Regions from separate parts of the Mus musculus genome. Here region 1 is linked to region 2. The links are chromatin loops, found by intact Hi-C in ENCODE. Cell type or tissue: left cerebral cortex. All regions are shown on one strand. Each heading gives the region's core, and the rest is flanking DNA. Links, peaks and the distances in the headings are about the cores only.

Evidence for each region. A loop is a pair of places that touch in the nucleus more often than their neighbours do. Peaks named below come from ENCODE experiments on the same cell type or tissue, not always from the same donor. Only the 100,000 strongest peaks of a DNase experiment are listed, where the experiment ranks them.
Region 1: a loop joins it to region 2, with 2.1 times the contacts of the local background. A loop is called at or near these places in 2 of 42 quality-filtered maps.

Annotation. Positions count from the first base shown.
Region 1 is chrX:92,503,566-92,508,969 of GRCm38, forward strand. All of the region lies in intron 3 of Mageb18 (melanoma antigen family B, 18), which reads right to left. Among named protein-coding and RNA genes, the nearest start is that of Gm5941, 16 kb to the left of the region's middle. In left cerebral cortex, for the core only: no CTCF peak of the experiment used is centred there; a DNase peak (open chromatin) is centred at 2,926.
Region 2 is chrX:92,594,897-92,600,300 of GRCm38, forward strand. It overlaps Mageb18 (melanoma antigen family B, 18), which reads right to left and starts at 4,676. Exons shown (of 5, transcript NM_173783.3): 1 at 4,553-4,676. It also overlaps the pseudogene Gm6982. In left cerebral cortex, for the core only: a CTCF peak has its summit at 2,650 (motif pointing left); a DNase peak (open chromatin) is centred at 2,614.

The DNA.
Region 1 (5,404 bases), core at 146-5,145, 91 kb before region 2:
TAAAATTTAAAAGCATATGTTCAAATTGTTTAAATGAAAATATAATGAGTAGACAATACAAGTCTAAGAGCATATGGGAAAGATAGATGCATAAAAAGGGGCATAAACTTGATAATTTGGCAATCAGGTTTCAAAAAATGATCTAATTATTCCAATCAAAAGACACATATTATTAGAATAGATTAAAATGCAACCAGCAGTGCTGCACTTTCTATAAAAATCAACTTTTAAACACAGATATTTAAGTGAATTTTTTTAAACGTCATACAAGTATAGGTACAGAGCTACCCAGAAAATGTAAACATAATCCTTCCAACGATTTGTAAGTACATAAAAGCTTTATTCATTTTTCAATGCATTCTTTCTAAAGATATATTTCTTCATGTTTCCCCTCTATCAACTCACTCCACATTCTCCCCACAGCCTTACCTATCCAACTTTGTTTTCCTTGTCTCTGTGTGTGTGTTTGTGTCTTTCTCAAAACAACAAAACACAAAAAATCAAAACAAACAAAAGAGCAACAACACAAAACCCACCAAAACCACACAAGACAAAGCAAAAAAGTCTACACCCACACCCACCCATAACATATAAGCAAGCAAAAACAAAACAAGCAAACAAATAAAAATCCTACTGAATTTATGTTGTGTTGGCCAACTACTGCTGGACGTAGGACTACAGTGGAGTGTGGTTATGTATCCAGTGATACCCCATTGGAGATAAATGAGTTTCCCTTTGTCAGCAGATGTTAATTGCAAATTAGAAGCTTCATTCATTTTTTTTCTTTTTTCCCCATTTTTATTGGTTATTTTATTTATTTACATTTCAAATCTTATCCCCTTTCCCAATTTCCCCTCTGAAAACCCCCTATCCCCTCCCCCTGCCTCTATGGGAATGTTCCCCCACCTGCCCACCCACTCCTGCCTCAGCACCCTAGTGTTTCCCTACTCTGGGTCATTGAGCCTCCACAGGACCAAGGTACTCCCCTCCCAGTGATGCCTAATAAGGTCATCCTTCATTTATAATGATCAAAACTATGATAGTGGGTATTTTATCAACAATTGAATGTAGAGCTTGTAATATGTCTACATGATGGAGTCTACTAACAAAGTGAACTATGGATACATGATTGTCATTCTTACACTGAGGAAAAAAATTTAAACAATGAAGAGGACCCACCATATGACTAAAGTGACACAAGATGCTATGAAGGTGTCTTTAAGTTTTCATTTATTAAATTGATTTCACAGCTCCAAATGGATCACTGATTATTACAGTTGCCCCACAAGGCTTATAGATCATCATGAAAGAGGGACTAAAAGTTTGTAAGACCCAGAGTTAATGAAGGACTTCTGCATAGTCGTGTTTCCTGGACATGACATGCCCATTATATGCATGCGCTTAGAGTGGCTTGACTACATACACAAGACCTGTGCAAAATTCATACTGGACAAAATCTCAGCATGGAATGAGGAAGGGCTCATGAAGTCCCACCCCCTAAATGGAAGCTATTGGTAATTAATGACTGGGAAGAAGAATTAGTTTTCTTCAGGGATTTAGCCCATCTGTGACTACTACCTGTACTCCAGTAGATGGCTCTACACCCATGCACATACTGGGAGCACTAAATGAACTCAGTGGGTTTTAAGAAAAGAATATACGAAGTTGGGGGAGAAAAGTGGTGGGCATAGATATGGAAAGAATTACGTGAGAGGCAGTACAGGGTGGATTTGGTCAAAACACATTATATCATATATGAAATTCCCAAGTAATAAATTAAGAGTAAATACTTCCTAAGCTACGTGCCATCATAAAACTGTTTGTCTCTCTATTCTCATTCATTTATTTCAGACTCTAACTTTCCTAAACTCCTAGCAACAGCCAAAAATAAAAAGTTCTTTGATTTGCAGAAGTCTACCCTGAAATGCCCTTTCCTCTTGGTGTACTTGAAAACTCAGGACTTTGCTCAAGTAAAATACAATCATTTTATTGAAAAATATCGAGATTGAGGCAATTATTCTGCCGTATTTTTCATTCTGTCACATAGAAAAAAAAATCAACTGATGATCTTTAATCTAAAATCTGCATTGTAATCTTAGTGTACAAATTCCTCCTTTACATGAAAATTTAAAGGGCCAAACCAAGCAAGATACATAACAAGTACTTAAGAAATATGGGGCACATTATAAAGGTTCATTTTCATGCCTTATCCCAGCTTTCATTACAACCTAATATAATTACTTCCAATATTTACCAGAGTGTTGGATAAATACAAATATAGTTGGCTATATTGAAATGAATGGACACTGGTATTCAAGAAGGCTTGATGACTAGATTTTAATTAAAATTTGCTTACAGTTTTCACTTCTTTCCTTAATTTTAGGAAGTCCTGAATTCCCTTCATTCAATTTATGGCCTCAAGTTATCTAGTAGAAAAAATATTTGGGAAAGTTGATTAATATATTACATAAAAAATATGTATAACTGATATTTATATCAGATATCTTCATATATGTCTTTATAACATGTTGCTAGTATAATAAAATGAGTATAATATTTTTTAGTTCAAAATAATACAGAGGATAGTATTTATTGTCTTTCCTTGAGGTCTAAAGTGTGATATTTTATATGGATAAGCCACTCTTCATTTACAGATGTTGGCCAGGTTCTTATCTTTACACAACATAAAATATTCAGATTTCTCTAGCTTCTGAAGAATGACTAAAACCATTAGACTTTTTTTCCCCAGCACCTCCATGCTAATGTCAACAACCTTCTCTTTTCATTCCGCCATCATCTTTAAAAGCAGCCTATTTTGATTGTGATAAAACACCAAATCGCTGTATTCAAAGCTGACACCCTAAAATGGTGGCAAAAACATCTGGTGGGTGCGGAATGGCGTCGTCATTCTGTGTGGGACGTGGCAGTTGTAAGGGAGAGGCAAAACGACAGCTGTGAGGAGGTTCTGAGCAGTTCCTATTTTCAGGATGTGCTGAACTCATAATTCAGGCCTAATGAATGTGTCTTTCAAATGTAACAGCCTGTTTAGATTCCTTCTTCCGCTATGGAAAAAGAACTGAATACAAAAATGGTAATGATTTCATGTAAAATTCATAAATAAAATGCAAAGACAAGGGAAATGGTTTGTCCCAGTGCTACACAATGAACTGTCATGCAATGTGAAGGATACATAAATGGAGCTGTTATTAAAGTCTTAACTGCAGTTCATTATATTTCAGATAGAATACAAGTAGAGCCAAAATATTTGTTAAGACCCTCTGACTCTATGCTGCACAATAAACATATATGCCCTATTCTTCCTACAAAATAACTGGAGTGATGTAATCATCTGTGTGAGAATCAGAGGCCAGTAATCAATGTTCCTGTTGGAAGGCAGGATGGAGACAGCACTACTAAAATGTTTACTTGGGCAAAACTTTTTGGGCTTGGATCATCAACAAACATATGCACATCATAAGTCAGATGCCTAAATTGTTTCTCTGATACCTGCTAGTGCTTTAAGTATTATTAGTACTTTAGATTTTGGAGGGGGATTATTTTGGTCTTGATTTCACTATGTAGCTGAGCATGACCTTGATTTCTGTTCCTCTTGCCTCCCATTTCCCAAGTACTATGATGGTTTTGAACTCTGCCTCCTCCTACCTTCTGGCTCACAAGTGCTAAGATTGCAGGAAATGCAGAAGCAGACCCAGCTTACTCCAAGATGTTGGGTGATAAGTTTGAGCAAGCAAAAACAAAGAAAACATATTTAAAAATTCAGCAAGTTCTTACAAGTTGAACCATCTAACTTGATAGAAATAGATAGTGATTTAAAGGTACAAATATAGACATAAAGAGAGTCAAATAGATAGAATCCTCATATGTATTTTTGTTTATTCTAATATTTCATGCAAATAAGATTAAGAAAAAGTAGGTGAAGAACATAGTGACAAGAAAGTTGATCATTTGAATTTTAAATCACAAAATGAAGCAATCTTTGACCTTTCTCATTTCTTGAAAATGAAAATTAGACAGACCAAGGCAATATACAGCACCTGTCTGGATATTGTCATAGAATTGCTGAATTATATACTATTTTTTATATTACAGCAGGCATTATCAATGAGAAAAAGTCATTTTCAGATGCAAATAACAGAATAAACACATTTATGCAAAGTAGAACATAACTTTATTCAAGGTAATGAAATCAAGATAGCTAACAAGCTCCATACAAAATTTGTTACTTTAAAATCCACATATTCAGAATGTTGTCTAGTTTAATAAAAATTTATACACCCACAGCAAAATTAATCCTAAAGTATGTCTTTTTTCCTCCAATTTCGAGTGAGCAAATATGACAGGAAAGTCAATGGTGAAAGGGAAATAGGTGACCTGACATAAAGCAAATGTTGATATATGGTTAAAAGTAGTCCTCCTTAGAAAAAGAACAGTAATTCAGTCCTAATGGCAGGGTCACGGATATTTACACTGTAGTGAATTGTTGCCACAAAGAAATCCTTCAGTAAATTAGCTTCTTCCTGAATGCTCCAATCCCTTCCAAACACATACAAACTAATAAATTGCTACAGGAATTCAGGAAAGTCATTTTTAGGACTTGGAGTTAATACACTCCTCTTATAGAACCAGTCTTTTATATTGACAATTTACCATAGGTGCTGAAAAAACTAATTATAAAATTTTCAATGAAGGTTTTAAACAGCTTTAGGACTCAAGAGCTAAACAATGACAATAGTCAAGATGTGTGTATTTTAACATGGCTCCCAAAATATAGCTTCTAAATGTTGCTTTTGATTTAAAACTTCTATGGAGTCCTTGGAGAAATGGCTGTGCCAGACATCAAGGAAGCTAGCTATTATGCAACAGTCAATAATGGAAAAAATTTTACACTGAGGTATTAAAGGGGTGAAATGATGCAAGGGCTGAAACTTAAAGTAGCAAAGAAAAGGAGGGAATATATAAAAGTAGACAACAAGTAGGACCTGGTTAAGCCATAGACTGGATTTTTATTACATTATTTTCTCTCCTTTTGAGAAGGCTTTAAAAATTCTACAACAAATATTTTTAAAAACTATTTTTTAAAATTATTATGATATTTACTTATATATCTACAATAAAATCATAATAAAACAAGCAAACAACAACAAGCCAAATATAATCTTATCCAAGTAGATCAAATGAAAATAATAAAATATCTTAAGTACCTAAGACTCATTTAAAAATTTGTCTTCTGTTTCATTATATGTTCACTAATCTTAATGAGTTCTTATCTGCTTTATATAGAGAGAAGGTTAAATATTTTATATTATAGAAACGTATCATAGTTTTATTCAGTGAGTCTGCTTCTTCTGTAATAGTTTAGCTACATTAATATAAGAAAAAACAA
Region 2 (5,404 bases), core at 134-5,133:
TGAATGCATTACCTCTGAGGATGAGTCTGATGACCTCTACCTGCCTCCTTACAAGTGCTTGCAAGACTACACAGAGTCAGACAGAGCAGTTACCAGGCCCCTGTCTAAAAGAAGACTTCGGTACCCAGATGAAAAAGAGATGAAGGAGGTGCTGCCATCTACAGCTCCTACTGATATCCCACCTGAGACTCAAGAGTCACCTCATTGTAGCCTAAAGGATGTCACCAATATCCTGCAGCGTCCTAGAGTGAAAATCAGGAAGCTTTCTCCGCCTCCAAAACGGCATGAAGATGGCCCAGCAGTGTCTCTGACTAAACGCAGGTGTAGCACCATCAAAAGCTATAAAGAGCCAACACTCACTTCAAAGCTAAGAAGAGGAGACCCTTTCACGGACTTGTGTTTCTTGAATTCTCCTGTTTTCAAGCAGAAAAAGGGTATGAGATGTCCTAAAAGAACAAAGCAAACACAGTAACTCATTTGATTAGCTACTGTTCAAGGTGATCCTTCTTTTTTACCTAATAAAATACTATGACACAGTGCACAATAGGTAGAACCTCTACCAGGCTCTGATCAGGAGGGTCTCTTGGACATATACTTTGTATGGATTATTACCAACATCTAAAACTTCTCCAGCATCCTTATTTTTTCCTTAAGCAGGAGAATTGCAGAATAGAAAACTTTCAGCGTAGAAAACTTACATAGGATGTAGATCTTTCATAAATCCTTACCATCACAGTAAGACATAAGTGGGTGAGGATCCCTTCTGTCATTGATTCTTTCTGTAAAATGTGTATTGAATGGTGATTAAGCAAATTAATGAATTGGTTTCTGGAACAAGGTAACTGTTGTGAACTGTGAGTACAATGCTGTTCCTCAGCAGAATAATAGCACTGTCATGGACCTCAGGCTAGCCCTTTGTGTGGTCAGTCTACCGTGTAAAGATGTGAATAAAGAGGCTTCTGGTTTTGATATGTGAACAAAATAAAAGTATCCAGTTCAGAAAAAGAAAAGAAAACTGAATTGTCTAATATCAAAATTAATATTTAATGATACTACAATGTAAACACACACAAATACAAAGAAAGTTAGATGCATACTATAGTGTATCTTTAATGATATACTAAGGGCTCCAGAATTTGTTTCAAGAGATAGTGGATAGGGGTATTTTCAAAGGGATGTGTTAAAAAAAATGGTTCCACAAACCTACATGAGATAGATTAGAAAAAGAAGTTTGGAAAACAAGAAAAATATAGCATCCCCACAGATGTCCCATTACAGCTCTATAGAGTACTTAATCATACAAAACCCTTTGTATGCTTTTCATATACTGAGCTAACTTGAGATGAATGGCAAGATTCACAGATAATTCATTTTTTAATCCCCTGAGTCATTTAGCACAGTGCTTTGCACATAGTAAGTACTCAATAATATGTGAATCATGAACAAAAACTTTCTAAATTCTCCCTGCTTCTCCTCAACCAAAATAATACCCTCTCCATAGTATTTTCTTCAAAAACCTAACAGACCAAACTTCAAATCTTAGCTTAATAACTACTGATTATAATACCTTTGTCTCCCACCTTAAAATGTGAATCCCTTCAGGGCAGTAAAGCTCAGGTGTGTACTTTTGAACCCTAAAAGAAAAGGAAAATTGCCGGGCCCTTACTTCAAAATTATTAGGAATTTTAAGACAATGGTGGAGTGTGAGAATGCTTCCGAGTTGCAGGACCTGTATGTGTGAATCTTAACTTCAGGAGCTGGCTTTGAGGGCAATGTTTCTGTGTTATATATTGTTTTGCCCATGATTCTTATCATGGGAATCTTGTAGAGATGTTGATTAAATGTACTGAGCAAACAATGAAGGTCAGGAGAGTTGCATAAAATGGGAAAGTTTACTTGGGCAAAATCTAACATAAGTGAAGTCTATTGCATAGTTAGATAGCCTCCTGAGGACACAGCCAGGAGTGAGTGTCATCTGCTGTCATTTTACCCTTCTCCTGTCTGGGCATCTTACCCTGACCATCTGTATTGCAAAATTTATATGTAAGAGCACCTCATCCAAAAGCATTGTTTTGTTCTGTGATGACTCACACTTTAGGAGACTCTGGCTTTGGTTTCCTTCTTTATTTTTTCCCTGATGTAATGGCAATGGTTTAATATGTATGAAGTGAACAGCTGAAGGGATTTTTATAGACAGAAACAATGTATTGACTAATAACATAAGACAGTAGGGGTTGGTACTCATAAAGCAAACAAGGTTGCGTTATTTGAAAACATGTTGCAGACCAATTCTAGTTAAATGTTTGAAAAATGTAGAAGGGCAGAAAAGTATATATTGATCACCCTCTCTGAAGGACAGCACAGAGCTCTGAGATGAGCTATAACCATGAAGAATCATTTTATCTACTACACAGACAAGCAATTTATTGACTTTCTTTTTTTTTTATCACACTTGAGTATCCTACCCACAAAACACAAATATTTATCTTAATATCTGAAAATGCCTCTCTGCGACACTAAGGAAAAGAAGCTACTTAAAAGGCATCAGTCCTCCGCCCATCTTCCTCATTTTATCCAAGTTGCTGCAGCAGTTGCTCTGGAGCCACAGGCAATGCTTAGCAATTGTAATGGTGACCCCCAGTGGCAACAGCTTGCAAATGAAAGCCTTGCTGTTTCTCTACCAAGGATGTCAACTTTATTAAAATGCTTTCTTTATAAAGGATACTGGCGATTTTGTTGAACTGTAATAAAAATGAACCACATGTTTGCTGAAAAAAAAATCAATACTTTCTCCTCCACTTTATTGTCACCAGTTAAATACACGAGTTTTCCTTTCAAAAGATACCCTTTTGAAGTAAAAAGCATAGTCTCCAGGAAGTCTGCTAAACACCAATGTCATCGCATTTTTCTTTTCTCCAAAGAGAGGTTTTTTTTAAAAAGCCGTGTCCACCTGTACCCTGAATATCTGTTAGGTTTCTGAAAATCTGCCTCATAGAGAATTTAATAGGCAGTCACGTATGTAAGTATCATTGAACTCTGGAATGATCACTGTCATCCACCTGAACTCTGGAAAGATGTGTGGTCAATACTTTAAAAATTTTAAGGATATTGGCCTTCCCACCAGAAACTCACATTCAAACAGAAGACCAAATAAAGCCCCAATTCAATAGTAGCAAATACAATAATAGCAATTTGGACAGTAACTCAAAATAATGAAGTGTAGGGTCCTATACCATAACCAATTTTCACAACATGAAACTTTTATTTGGTAATAAATAAGGTGATGAAGGGAAAATATACTATTATATACTATTAGTACATTAAGGCCTTGAAGGCTCAGTTTCATATACAGGCTCTTCCTACAAATATCCTTACTTTGACACCAACTGCTGATATGGAAGAGAAGTAATTTGTAGATCAGGATAAACTGTAGCCCCCAACTTTACTACAAATCAGAATCACCAGGCCTGCTTCCCAGACTAATGGTATCATAATTGTTAGATCATAATGCACCGGCATCATTATTTTTCAAGGCTCCATTATTCTAAGCAATTCTCATGAAGAACTGTGCTTAACTGACTTTCTTAGTGCAAAGATAGATTAGCATATCATTTACCTAACATATTATTTACATAACTTAAGAATGTGTGTGTGCTATCTGCAAATACTCGATTATAGCACTATGTGGAAAGCTTTTTTAATCCTAGTACACCAGATTACTTTTAACAGATTTTCTCTAGACAGTTCCTCCATACCACAAGTGGTTTTAAAAACTTCCCCAGATGATATCAAAATGAAGTCAAGGTTGAACAACATTGCACACTCCAATCCTGAGAATAAACAATTAAAAAAAAAAAACTAACCTGACACAACAAAATCATTTTAATGTGCAACATATTCTTCTTTTTAAAATAAACTTTGAGGCTATGCAAAGATGTCTCCAAATGACTCAAAATACAGAAAAACTGAAAGTAAACACAGAAAGGTACTTTCTAGACATGTAATTTAGTCATCCTAGACAGGAGGAAAACAAATTAAAAACATAAATAAACAATGTTCTCCGATGCTCACATCCAGTGTTTCTAAGCCAGGACTAGGGTCTGGAAAGATACAAGGGGAAAGTGGGTATTACAGAAACTCATAATGAATCATAAGATAATGATACATAAACAAGAAATATCAAAAATGGGCACACACAACTCTGACAAAGAGAGTGCTTACTGGGGAACTTAAAATATACTGTACACTGTACATATATACTGTAATTGCCTCGGAAGGTCTTTAACCTTGCCATCATTTAAGATCCAACAACAAGGCTTTTTAATATAACTGATTAAAAGGATAAATTTAGAAGGTGAGTTGAATGTGCATCCAGCATTGAGAACCATTGACCCCACGGAAATCAGAAATATCAGTGTACAAAAACAACATAAGAAACTATGGTCCTGAGAGATACAAGGGGAAAGTGGGTATTACAGAAACTCATAATGAATCATAAAGTAATGGCACATAAACAGGAAACACCAAACAAGGGGACAAATAAAGTGCTTACCAAGGAACTTAAAATATCCTGGTTCTAGTAGCAAAGCAACTTCTCAAATAAGATTTGTTCATCTTAATTTAGCTGGGAATTTTCATGGCATTCTCTTTCTTATCCATCAAGGCAAACTTTATGTGCTGAATGGATCACAGATGAGGAAGCTTATGAAAACACTGAGCATTCCAGTGCCTAGACAATAATTTCTCATGGGACCTTAATCAGTTGGCATCCTGGTGTCTGTCTCAATCGTGTGCATATTTACTAAAAAAAAAAAAATGTTAACAAGGTCACAGCTAGCCTCCTAGACACATTGCCAATTTTATTTGTGAATTCCTATATTTATAGTTCAAAATCATAAATAAGAAATTACATACAACATATTGATTTTTAAAATATGTTAAATTTCAAGCACTTTCTTAAATTCTATTTTACTTTCATCATATATGCAAATGAATGTTTCATGCAACTGATAATCCTTACTCTTAATTTTTCTGCAATATGTTTCCCACATTCATATGAACTTTTACAATTTCAGACAGCAGCAGTGACAAATTACACAAGACTTGCACAAGACTAGGCCCATCAACATTCCCTAATGGACAGGCTCATGAAGCCTCACCCTTCCCAGAGGAGCTATGTACAGTTAAAGGTTGCAGAGGGAGAGGGCGTCTTATTCCACAGTGGAGTAGATGCTGATGTATTGCTTACACACAAGCACATAATCCCCTACCTATGTTCACGCAGCCAACCCTAACTAAATACAGTGGATTGCATTCCAAAAAAAGACATGAAGATAGAAGGGGGACCTACAACAAAGTAGGGATTTGGTGGGAGGAAGAAATAGATAAGAGGATGATGGGGTAC